Regions from separate parts of the Mus musculus genome. Here region 2 is linked to region 1. A link is a contact called in ENCODE Hi-C or POLR2A ChIA-PET data. All regions are on one chromosome and are shown on one strand. The core of a region is the stretch at or near the end of the contact, and the rest is flanking DNA. Distances in the headings are between cores, read along the strand shown.

Region 1 (6,168 bases), core at 825-3,324:
GGAGCATGGGCTGACAGAACGAACCTCCACTGACCACTCCAGAGCCTATGTCACCATGGGCACAGCACATACCCAGCCTTGACCTCCAAGATGGCAAGCCTCAACCTGTGTGTGCACAGGTCCAGAAACAGCACCAACAGGCTAGCCATACACGAGGCACATATCCTGCAGGACACCCACACAGAGGGTGACACATACCAGCCACCATCCCCAGGGCTGCCTAAAGCCCTTCATATGAGCAAGGACACACCCAAGGACGCATTTGCGGACAGCCCACCTGCGGGGCAGCGGCGCTCACCTGCAGTTCACACCATGCTACCTCCACCCAGGTCTCCGTGTCCAGCCCCTTGTAGACCGTCTTGAAGGAGCCCCGGCCCAGCTCGATGTCGAACTTGAGGAAGCGGCCGTCCAAAGAGGTGGCCACGGCCTTGAGGTCGTCCTCATCGTCTTCCTCCTCTTCAGGTTCATCCTTGCGTGCGCGCCCGGGCTCCGGCTTTGCCTCGGTGGTTCCAGCGTCCTCCTGTGTTGGGGCCGGCGCCTCTTCCTGCCTCGGGCCGCCGTCGGGGACCTGCGCGGCTGCGGCTGAGGCGGTGGTGGGATCTGGGCTGGGCTCCTGCGTGCCCGCTCGCTCCGGGCCAGGGTCCGAGGGGACACTCGGGGAGCCGGGAGGCGCAGCGGGCGCGGCGGGCGCGGGCGCGGCGGGGCGGCCCCGGGCGCGCTCCGCGATGAGCCGGCGCGTCTTGCAGAGTAGAAGCACCCTGCGCTGCAGAGGCTGTGGGGGCTGCGCGCTCGGCGTCTCGGCCGCCTCCAGGCCCGGCGGCTCCTCCTGGTCCGACTCCACCACGCTGCGCCGCAGGAAGCGCTGGGGCCCGAGCCGCGCCGCCCTCGCCCGCGGCTCCGCCATGCCCGCCGACCCCGTGCCGCGCCCGGCTTCCATCAGCGCGCCGGGGGCGTCTCGGCGGCCGCCATCGCCGTCCATCTCTGCGGGCCAAGGACACACGGACCCTGCGTGAGCGCCAGCCCCGCCGCACCTGCCTGGGCCGCGGGATGAGACAGCGCCGCCTCTGGGCCCGCGCCCTGCCCAGCCCCACCGCAGAAGTGACCTGCCGGGCGGTCCTCTGCGGGCTCCGGGGAGAGGGCTGCAGACCGGACCCCGAGGCGAGGATTGCAAGGGGATGCCCTGCTTCACTCAGCTCCGAGCCGGGAACACGGCCTGTCTCTAGCTGTCCCAGGGACTCCAGGAGGGACGACCTGCTAGGTGTCCCTGAGGGCTCAAAGGAGCTACAGAAGGGCTCGGGAGGCTGGAGAAAGGGGTCAAGGCCAGTACTGGAGCGACCCCGCTAGGCTATCCCGCGAGCGGGTGGGGAAGGGACAGGGAGGCCGGGGTAAAGGGAAGCACCGGACAGGAGCAGGCTCCACAAAGGACGCGGGCCCGGGGCGCGCGGGGAGGGGGCTGCGGCGGCGCGGCGCGCACACAAAGGCGGCGAACGGGAGAGCTCGATACTCACAGGGCGAGCGGGCGCTGTCCATGCCCGCAGCCCGGGGACCCGGGCGAGCGAGGAGGGCGAGGCCGCGCTCCGGGGCCAGAGTCCTCTCTCGGGGCCGCGTCGCGCTGGGGCGGGGTCCTGGCTGCAGCGGGGGTCGCCAGGCCGTTCTGCTCCTACGATGCTGCTCCCTCGGGCCGGGCCGCTGCGGGGCCGCGCTCCCGCGTGCTCCTGCCGGCTCCGCGCGCCTCCGCTCCCGCACCGGCTCCGAACTAGCGCGCGGGGAGGGCGGGGCTTCCGTTCGTCCCACCCTCCCCAAGACCGGAGCGCGGGGCGGGGCCTGACACGCCCACCTGGCTGCGGCTGAGCGCCGCCACCTGCGGGATGCTCCCCATGGCCTCCACCTGCGGCAAGGGTTCCAGGCCGGCGCCTGGCCCTGAAGCTCTTTGGAAGTGGTCCGCTGAACTGTGGGGCCTTGAGGGGCTCTATTTTCCCCGGAGGTGGCAGGCCACAGACAACGTGACTTAGCCAGAGAGCCAAATCCTGGAACCTATGCCAAGACAAAACAGACAACCTCAGGATATCCTAGGTGCCCAAGTATGGTTGCAAAATTGGAGTGTCTTCTGGGCCTTTCTGTACTGCCAGGATATGGGAAAACCTCACTATCATCCACGGACGTTGGTACCAGTAAGCGCTGTGTCCCTCTTTTCCATTAAGCAAATCCAGATCTCAAAGACAGATGTCCTTTTGCCCTGATCAGTAGCGTGGTGGCCCAAGCCTATAATCCCAACACCGGTGGGGGAGGGCTGTGGGGGGCAGAGGATACTTGATCCAGGAGTTGGGTCACGTGGCAATAAAGGAACCAGGAACCGTCTCAAAAATAAATGAAAAAAAAAAATAGAAAGGATTTCTCTGTCCTAAATCTCAGAGGTCCCAAGATGGAAACTGGAAAAGGTTTCCAGAAACCCCTTGACTTACCATATTGATTGCCATCTTTCCCCACCCTCAACCCCCTCAGGAGCTTCTCTCTCCACCCCCTGAGCTACTCAATTACCCCAGACAAGCCCTTGCCCCGGGCATCTCTGAACCTGACTGCAAGGGTCACAGAAGACTGACCTGATTTCTGAGCCCATGCCAGGCACCTGCACCTGGGCTCACCAGTTGTGATGCACATCATTGGGGTCACTTCACCTGAAGAAAACAGCGCAAAGGAAGTTACCAGCATGTTCTGATCTCTTTGCTCATCCTGATGGTATGGCACCCTGTCAAAGATGCAAGTTACAAATGTGAACCGATGGCCAGCGGCTGCTGGCCTTAGAGCCTTTGACACCAGCAACTCATAAGACAGAAAAGCCAACAGAGGCAACACATCCTTCACGATTAAAGGGAAGCAAATGCAGACAGAGCTGTTACCCAGTGACAGGGTTTCCCTGGCCCTGCTAGGGGCTGTCAGTGGATGCTGATACCAGTCAAAAGTAACTTTAAAAGGCTGATGTTCAAGTCACTTCCTAGCTGAGTTGGGTGGTAGCACACTGTCTCCTTAAAGGGGGAATGCTGGGACTACTTACGTTATGAAAACTGAGAGCCATGAAGTTAGGACTCCAACATATACCCCAGAGACCCAGGGGTTAAATTGTGTACTTGTCACTGGACTGGGCATTTGCCAGATGCCTGTTAATTTATATTATCTCATTTCTCATCTACCTTGGGAGTCAGGCATGAACGTAAAGCCCACTCAACCAGAAGCAGAGCGCAGGTGCCAGCTCTGTGGGTCTGAGTGTCTCTGGAGATGGGGATCCAAGCTGCACCTCCCAAGCTGGGGCAGAATGTGGGTGAGGACCATTACAACTTCACTAAGGAGGCTAAAGACCCCACCCAGTATTGCCTCTCCTAACCTGAGCCTGTAGAATGTAATTTCTCTTGGACAGGGTTTATCCAGCAAAGGCCCTCTGGGTCCTGGCACGTATATGGAAGCTATAATAGGCAGGGCCTGTGTAAGAGAAATCATGACAGAAGAGTCTCAGCATGCTAGTCTGACTGTCTCCCAACAGGACACAGTGACAGCCTGTGGCATATACCTGCTGAGTGACTAGTGATGAAAGCAGCCAGTCACTTACAACACCTAATCGAAGTGTGGTGGTGCATACCTATAACCCTATCACTCAGGAGGCAGAGGCCAGCCTGGGCTACCCAGTGAGACCTCAGCCATACCTACAGCTATTGCCCACACACATTCACACATGTTTGTGAAGAATTATGACCCTACCCACAAAACTGGGCACAGTCCAGGCTGAGACAGATCTCGGAGAGCCTGTGTCTGACTGGGCACCATGTTCTTTGTAACTAACTCCCTGGGTGTGTTTTCCCACAGCCCCACTTGCATAACCTATGGTGAACTCGCTCCCTATGCCAGCCCTTGGAGTCCACAGCTATGAAACTACCGGATAAGGCCATTGATCTCTTTGCAAGGAATCTCAGACTAGTATCACTAACAGGCCCTTGGAATTCCAACAGATGGAAACAAGGACTCCTTGGTATAGAATTTAGCAGCCAGGGACCCACTCTGTACCCTTCTTCAGGTCCCCGGACATCTCTGAGTCTGTCACCCTGATCCTAAACACTTCCCACTGCATGGCTAGATTTCCTAAGGCTCGCAAGCCAAGGCTGTGGGAGGATACTCTGCAAAAGCAACAACCCAAGGGCCTAGATGCAGCATCCTCTTCTGATGCTCAAGAGAACTGTATCCAAGGTTAACCTCCACTTGGAGATGAGGATGCAGAGGGTGAATCCAGGCAGCATTCCACCTTTAGTGGTTGCTCAAGATCCAAAAAAAGGAGGATAGTGACTCCTCTCTGCAGTTCTCATCTTAGCCTCCTCAGCCCTTCAGGTGACAAGACTCACCAAGGTCAGACACCTGAAGGGACATCTGCTCCATGCAGAGGACATGCAATTGGCTCACCTATGGATGGGTACAGCAGTCATGTCCTACTATCTCAGCACACAGTAAGTGCTCAACAGACATCGAGGAAAGGAAGGCAGATAGGAGGACAGGCCGGTCCTGCTGGCTAATGCCAGAGCCCACAAGGCCTTAATTAAAAAGAGGTGTCAGTATTGCCAGGGGAAAGCCTCACCAACCCCCAGGTACTGCTGTCAGGCACAGGTCTCAGCTTGCAGGTGTGCAGGCCTATCTAGAATTCAGGTCTAACACAGCCAGTTCTCATCACTAGTTTTCCCTGGGCCCACCTGGGAAGTTGGGACAGGTGAATGGAAGACACCCACCCTGGTAGTTGCAGCACATGAATGGGGATAGTTCTGGACAAGTGGCCTGCCCGGGGGGGGGGGGGGTCACAGGAAGCCCTCCCTGAGATCTGAGGAAGGATAAGGCAGGACAACCCACATTGTGTGGCCCAAGGCAGGAACAGTTAGGGGACAGAGCCTCAGTCCTGGAGGCGATGGCTGGGGCATGTCCAAGCCACTGTTTGTTCAACACTGTATCTCACTCTCCAATGATAGGAGTTCTTCCTGGGAAGAGCCTTGGGAAGAGGACTGGGTGTCACAGAGGGGCCTTACTACTTTGCCATGCTACAGGAAGGAATGAGGAATCATGTTTCCTCCCAACATTGAGGCACCATTAGAATTCTCTGAACTGTGAGCAGAGGATGTAGCTCAATTGGTAGAGTAGTTGATCACCTAGCAGGAAACAAAGTTGTGATGGCTCGTTTTGGTGGTCCACTGTGAGCAGTGGTTCTTCTGGGCAGGCAGTCCTGGGTTGAATAAGAAAGCAAGCTGAGCCAACAAGTAAGAAGTAAGAAGTGTTCCCCTGTGGTCTCTGTTTCAGTTCCTGCCTCCAGGTTTCTGCCTTGAGCTCCTGCCTCTGATTCCCCCAGTGTTGGACTGTAACCTCTTTTCTTTGTCATTGTTGTTGTTTAGGGTTTGTTTGTTTGTTTCCAAGACCAGTTTCTCTGTGTAGCCCCGACTGTCCTAGAACTCATTCTGTACACCAAGCTGGCTTCAAACTCAAAGATCTACTTGCCTCTGCCTTCCAAGTGCTTGGGTCAAAGGCATGGGCCACCGCTTCCCCATAGACTATAACCTGGAAACCAGATAAACCTTTTTTTTTTTTTTTTTTTTTTTTTGAGAAAGGATTTCTCTGTATAGCCCTGGCTGTTCTGGAACTCACTCTGTACCAGGCTGGCCTAGAACTCAGAAATCTGCCTGCCTCTGCCTCCCGAGTGCTGGGATTAAAGGCTTGCACCACCACGCCCGGCTCAACCATTTCTTCTCCAAGTTGTTTTAGGTCCGTGTTTGATGATAGCAACTGAAAGCCAACTGGGATTGTGTTAACCAGGAGTCGTGATGCATGCCTGTAATTCCAGAACTCGGGAGATGAAACACAGACATCAGAAGTTCAAGGATATCCTAAACTAACATAATAGGTTGGAGGAGAACCTGGGGTACATGAGACCCCCTTTTAAATAATCCAAAAGGAAAAGGAAACAAAGTTTCAGAATAAGAGAAATCAGAAAATGGCCCGATGGTCTTCTGAGTAGAAACTGATCTCTTTTTGATCCCAAGGGCAGTTGAGTTTCAGATGACAGTTCTGCGAAGGCAGATGAAACCGTCTAAAATAAAACTGTCTAGATTGGAGTAGAGCTCGGTGGCTGAATGCTTCCACGATGAGCAC
Region 2 (6,870 bases), core at 3,898-6,397, 44 kb before region 1:
CTAATGCTTATCCCCTTCTACTCACAGGCCCGTAACGAAGCGCCCGTAACGAAGCTCCATTTGCAGGGCCTGGGGATACCTGGGTAACAGGCCTTGGGGAGCCCTCATCTGGTCTCATCCTCCCCAAATGCTGGCACTTGCTGGGAACAGGACTTTCCAGTCAGTGCCCATGGGAATCCCCCTCAGTAAGTCTCGTTCCCCCCGCCCCCCAACAGAAGCATCCAAGTACACTCCTGATCCTAGCCTCTTTAACTTTCTAGGTGTCAACAAGCAAAAGCTGGGGTGACAGGGGACACCCCACAGTGCTGGGCACTCAATGGTTCAGTGCCTTCCTAGGCCTGCCAGAAGCACCATCCCGAAGTATTCTTATCATCCAAGCCAACAACTCGAAGTGTGTGAGTGTGTGTGTGATGTGCATGGTATATATGCATGGTATATATGCATGATGGATGTATGTATACACACCAAAGTCACATGATGCCTGATGTTCTATTCTATTTTTCTCCATCTATTCCCTTGAGATAGGGTCTCTCACTGCCCCTGGAGCTAGGCCAGTGGCCCAGAAATTCTCCCATATCCCTACAGTGATAGGGTTATAGACATATGTGCAACCACATCTTGCTTAAAGGTGCATACGTTATTTATTTTAAAGTGTGTGGTGTGTGTGTGTGCCCACACGTGCGCGCGCCACATGTGTCAGGGTAGTGACAGAAGCCAGATCCTCTGAAGCTGTAAAGATGGTTGCAAGTTACCTGATATGTGTGCTAGAAACTAAACTTGGTCCTCTAGAAAAGCAATACATGCTCTAGTTAAGAGCTGGGTCATCTCGCTAATCCCACTGCCCAGCTTTTTAAATGTAGGCTCTGGGGATTTGAATTCAGGTCCTTATGGTTATGTTGTAAGTACTCTTCCTAGCTGAGCTGTCTTCATGGCTTAGCTCTACCTATTTTCACAGACAGAAAACTGAGACTTGGGTCAGTTCCAGCTCCCCACCATGCTACTCTATCAGGATAAACGGACCAGAGATCTAAGTTCCAAAGGGCCATTGCCCAGATAAGACAGCTACACTAAATATTACATTCCAAAGACACTACTGAAAATATAGCAGTTCCCCAAGATTGCCATACTGGCTAATGTCTTTCCCAAATAATTAATAAGGGCCTGAGACCAACCTTACTCCTTGTCCTGTTCATGTGAGTAACCAGCCTTGATGGAGGGCCACACCTGATTTCAAGACAGTGAAGGGCCCAAAACAGTTGTTACTGAAGTCCCTCTAATGTTCTTTCCAAAGCCCACAAGATCCTTCCCAGCGTCTGCTAGATACTTAGTGCTATGCTAGTTATTTCAAGGTTGGGCATATAACATAATCCAGACCCCCTTTATCCTTAAACAGAATTGCAGGCTACTACCCCAGAACCCAGAGTACCATCCCCCAAAAGTTGGCCAAGAAGGTCTCTCAGAGGAAGAGAGGCCTGGAGCCAAGGCCCAAGGACAAGAAAGGAGCCAAACCCTCAGCACCACCTTCCACCACCATGTAGATACTATACTGGGCCTCTGATCCACCTTTCTGTCAGACTCTGCATGCTGTTATTTCTTTGTGCCCCACAGCCTTGGGTACTCCTCTCCCTGATTACTGCGACCAGCTCCAGTCTCACTTCCCACAAGCAGTGTAATTCCTCTGTGGTAACACTACTTCCTCCTCCTGAGCAGCCACAGTGTCCACCACAGCTCAGAAGTTGGCATCTAGCCCACCACCCTTGGCAGGAAATCATAGGAGGTACCCAACACAGCCAAGACTCCAATGCAGAGACCCCCTCCCCCCACCCCTGAGTCTGAAAGGACTGTCAGTGGGAAACAGAACCAGTATTTCCAGGCAAGCTGGAAGGCAGTGTCCCCACTAGGCAGGTCCTCTGGCTGAGCCACCAGAATTCTGGGGCTGCTTGGATACCCAGGCACTCGGATGAGCCTCCTGCACCAGGTCTGAAGTAACTGAGCAAATCCAGGCTTCCATGGCTCCTTGAATACTGTGTGGTTCTCTATGTGCCTCTGGAGAAGAAACAGGCTCACCTATCACACTTTTGGCAAAAGACGCTCTTTTAAGGGTGGCCAGACCCAAGTCACCAATCTTCACAGAGCCGGTGGGCCCAGTGATGAAGATGTTGTCACACTTGAGGTCACGGTGGATGATGGGGGGTGTCCTTGTATGCAGGAACAGCAGGCCCTTCAGGATCTGCCGGCACCAGCTCCTCAGTACCTTCGGCTTCATCACCTTGAACCGCTTCAGGTACCTGGGGGAGGGGCAGAACCATCAAGCAGTTCTCCTGCTGCAGGCCCCGAGGAAGGCCAAGCCTGGAAAAGTCTAGTCTCAGCCACATGAGCTTTGCAGCTGTGTGGGACAGGCAGTGAGGGGAAAGGGATATGCCAACAGTTCTTCTCCTACCCAGGGTTTCTCAGCTGGATCGAGGTGGCTGAGCCAGGACCTCGGCACTCCACTAGACCTTTTCATTGGAGACCTTGCTCCCAAACCCATGCCAATCATAGTCTTCATCTCCTGGATGTGAGAAGAAGCCACAAAATGGGGCAGGGTCCCAGCCTAGCACACGAATAATAGAGGAATACCTACAGTCAAAGGTCACAAAGGCCAGGCTATCCTTGCAACAAGCTGCATGCTGGGCCCTGGTGTCACCCAGCGGGGAGGTAGGAAGTGACATTCCCTCACTGAATCAGCACAGTAGAGTGAAGCTACCCAGAGGCAGAAAACATCAAGGTCCTACTCGGGGCCTCAGGGTTAAAATGATTCAGAGGAACTCAACCATGGCTATGGGGGGGGGGCATTCCCATATCCCAATATAGCACAGACCTCAGACAGTAGCAAACTGCCATGGCCACTGAACCCCCAGCCCGTTGCTGTGTCATGTTTGGCCCTTAATGTCTGCATTTTGCTTCCAAACCAGCAGAACATGCCAGGCTGGCCTCTAGGCAAACAGATATTGGCCAATAATAAGATCCCAGACAAAGCAGACAAAGGAACTGTGCCACTGGGAAGTGTCCTACACAGGAAGGGAGAGTGGAAATAGTCGCATGGTCACGAGAACCAGTCTCATTTGCTACAAGAAGCCAGAGGGAGCCAAATGTTAGGAAGACTATTAGGTCCGAGTCTTCTCACTTGGGGAATGGGCTTCCCATGGCTGAGAGAAATTATAGGACTCAAAAAGGGCATTGCTGAATGAACGCCAGATCACAGACGCCAGCCAGGTTGACCCAAGCATCCCAACACCTGTTACCCTATCACAGCCCCTACGGACGGTGTGGAAAGCCTTTTGGGGTACCGCTTGGCAGGAGTCTGACATTGGCCAAGGACAAGGAAATGGGCTTCGGACAGGAATCTGACATTGGCCATGGCAAGGAAGTAAGCTCAGGCAGGAATCTGACATTAGGGCATAATAAGGATGTAAGTTTTGGCAAGAATCTTACTTTAGGCTGTAATAGGGAAGTAGTGTAAGGCAGGAATTTTAGTCTTAGGGTACAACAGAAGAACAAGGCTTCAGGCAAGATTTTGGGCTTGGACAAGGAAGTGGGCTCAAGTATTTTGGTCATTATGACAAGCCCTTTTAAACAACTGTCACGGGAGTAATCATGGGACTTGTTTGCTGCTCTGTTAGCTCCTTATTGTACTGCTTGCCCAAAATACTTGCATGTAATTAAAATGGTATAAAAAGTGGATTGGAAAATAAAAATTTGCCTTCAGTTTCAGAATTACCTGGGGCCACACTACAATGTTGTCTAACTGTCTTTTTTCTTTTTAATCCTCATTCCTGCACTGGAGAACCTGTTGACTGACTGAGCAGGCTTGGTCACGAAGGCTACCCCAGCCCACATGTGTGCAGCACTTACGTCTTCAGTGTACCCGAGGTCATCAGCTCTGTCACCAGCACGATACATCGCTTGCCCTTGGCACTGGACTCCCAGAAGTCATAGAAGCGCACAATGTTGGGGTGCTGTAGACCTTTCAGCATCTCCGCCTCCTCTTTGAATCTCTGCCGTTCAAGCTTGGTGAGCTTCCGGTCCTAGAGACAGAGATAGGTGCACTGGGTGGTTGGTGCCCTGGACCCTGGCAGCCACTCTCCCTTCTTCCAGGTGAGTTCAGCAGGAGACGCCTCAGGGGCAGGTAGTCCCCAGCAGTGACATGTAGCAGAATCTACCCTTTCTTTCTGCCCACCATGACAAATGGCGCACCATAGCTAACCCTTGGGCCCCACAACCCCAGATACAGCCTGTCTGGGCCCTCTGTAAGAAAGAAGTTGTTCCAGGAAGCTGAGAAGCAGCTCACACGCCATGCAGCTGACCGAGCTCCTGCACTTTTTCCTTTAAAAAAAAAAAAAAAAACAAAACCTCAGAGGCCTCTGCTCCCTCAGAGCTCATTCATTTTAGAGTATTTGTTAAAGGGATGAAATGTCAGCTTGCTTGTAAGGCATACACAGTAGGGGGAGGTGCTCAAGACCCAGGAGACTGCAGTGCCAAAAACCCGCACTGGGCTGATGAAGGGCCATCTTGGCAAAGGCAATCCTGAGAGCAGGCAGCCCAGCCCTCAGAGCAGAAAGAAGCATGTTTCGCCTGGCTTTGGGTCGCTGTGCTTGGCCTGGTGGCAGAACCAATCTGCTGTCCCAACGTTTACGAACATCACTGTAGGTCTAGGGATGTAGCTCACTGCAAACAGTGCTTGCCTGCCATGCACAACGCCCTGGGTTCAATCTTCAGCACTCAATGACCAAGGCCTGGTGGCCCACACAGCACTTGGGATGGGGAGGCAGAAGGATCAGCAGTTCAAGGTTATTTTGAGCTATATATCGACTTGGAGGTCAGCCTGGGCTATATGAGAACCTGTCTCAAAGAAAACAAAACCTCATTGCTTCCTTGAAACTTTCAAGTTGTGTGCCCTCTGCCCTAGCCCCTGCCTCATTAACCCCACAGCCTATCTAGACTCTGACTCTGCCACCTCCTTTCCCAAATCCATCCATGGATTCTCATCCTGGAACACTCAAAACAACACCAAGGAGCTCACACGCCCCCAATCTCTGCTCTGTGCTTCCCAGTTCTTCTCAGGAGATGCCACAGCCAAGGGCCCCAGGGTGATCTTCCCCCATTCTCTAAGCATAGAGAACCCTTCTCAGCTCCACCTACATGGAGTGAGTCACCTTCCAGTCCTGCCTCCCCTACCACACACCCCAGAGCCACAGGAGAGTGACCAGACAGGTGTTTATATTTGCAAAGGAAACTGTTAACACAACTGAACCCAGAACACAGAAAGTCAGAGAAATTCCAGGAGACAGGAAGCAGATGGTTTGAGATAAATCAAGCAGAGATCAGAGCTGAAAGGAAATATACACAAAGATCCCAAGGACCTTTTAGAAGGCCCCATACAACGACAAGCCAGAGTTCAACAAAGCAGTGGCCAATAGGGTCATGACAATAGTCACTGTGTTAAGAAATTATACCCCACCTGGCAGTCATACCCATTTAGGCCAGACCCCTGCTCCACAACACAGACCCTCATCTGTCCCTTTGCTCATCAGTGGGACAGTAGCCATCATCAACAAGGCAAAACAGCCAAGAGAAATCATAAATGTAACCAGTACCAGAAAGACAATCATTCAGAAACTTCATAACAGATAACCAATGTCCTTCCCATGAAGACCCAAGATGTGGACCTGCACATTCAAGAGCAAACTTCTATTCTAAAAGAAAACACTCAGAAATTAGTTCTTACAAATTTTGAAAGCTGAGCTGGCTTTGTTTAATATGTAAACATATTCCATAACCCAGTAAAACACTGAGTACAAATGAGTTAATCTCTAATCTAGACAGTAAAATGGTAACATGTTCTGCTCGTTAAAATTATTGTTTATCTAAGATAATGAAAGCAAAGCTACACACTAGAAGAAACCATTTCCAATATATACATCTGACAAAGGACTTGGCCCCTGAATGGAAAGACAGCATCCATAAATGATGCAGACAGACAGATGCTTCACCAAACAACCTGGAAAAATGGCCAAGATCTCTCAGCAGCTTCCTACCAGCTCTGGGTCCCATCACTCCCCTCAAAGAGGAGATCCACGGAGAGAGAAGAAACACAAGTCCTCAGAAGATGGCGCAAGAGCAGCTCCACCACAGCCCCACCTAACGGCAGCTGAAGGATCCCATGCCAGTTAACAGAAACTTTGTCGATATACCCACAAAAACATATACACCCCAGGAACCAGCTCAGTCTGGATTAAGGAAGCCGGCTATAAACATGTGTCTGGTGGGAACCCACTTTGATTGGGAACTGTTATTAGATTGATAGCAAAGGGTCAGCCGGGAAGTGGTGGCACACGCCTTTAATCCCAGCACTTGGGAGGCAGAGGCAGGCAGATTTCTGAGTTCAAGGCCAGCCTGGTCTACAGAGTGAGTTCCAGGACAGCCAGGGCTATATAGAGAAACCCTGTCTTGAAAAAACAAAACAAAACAAACAAACAAAAAAACCAAGAACAACAACAACAACAACAACAAAACCAACCAACCAAACAAACAAAAAAGGGTCAACTTCAGAACAGTGGCTGTCTCTGGAGTGGGCAAATTCTGGAACTGAGAATCTGGTGTCCAGATGGGGGCTGGGGGTTTCTGGAGTTGGGGGTGGTGAAGGATGTTTTTTGTTAGTTTGGGAAGAACTGGGGATTGAATCCAGGGCCTTGTACTTGCTTCTCAAATGCCTTAGCACTTAGCTACAGCCATAGCCCAACCATGCTTGTGTGCGTGTGTGTACAATGAAAACTTGTTTAGTGTGTGTGCATGTGTTCAAGCCCAAAAGCATATGAAAGCTTGAGATTC

The links. A loop is a pair of places that touch in the nucleus more often than their neighbours do. ChIA-PET counts read pairs that join two places held with the same protein, here RNA polymerase II (POLR2A).
Region 2: a map of left cerebral cortex shows a loop between it and region 1 (2.6-fold over the local background). The contact joins the enhancer-like site here to the promoter of Wnk2 in region 1. A Hi-C loop is called at or near these places in 1 of 37 maps with a recorded cell type or tissue (left cerebral cortex). POLR2A ChIA-PET finds 5 or more read pairs at or near these places in 1 of 5 experiments (Patski).

What each region holds. Positions count from the first base shown.
Region 1 is chr13:49,146,254-49,152,421 of GRCm38, forward strand. Wnk2 (WNK lysine deficient protein kinase 2) reads right to left here and starts at 2,075. Exons shown (of 30, transcript NM_001290313.1): 1 at 1,509-2,075; 2 at 299-981. The coding sequence starts at 979.
Region 2 is chr13:49,098,896-49,105,765 of GRCm38, forward strand. It overlaps Wnk2 (WNK lysine deficient protein kinase 2), which reads right to left. Exons shown (of 30, transcript NM_001290313.1): 3 at 3,895-4,067; 4 at 2,068-2,288. Among named protein-coding and RNA genes, the nearest start is that of Wnk2, 46 kb to the right of the region's middle. Within about 2 kb of position 5,148, at least 1 of the 3 ENCODE cell types and tissues checked has a DNase peak (open chromatin) inside an H3K27ac peak, as active enhancers do; it is left cerebral cortex, where a contact is called at or near this core.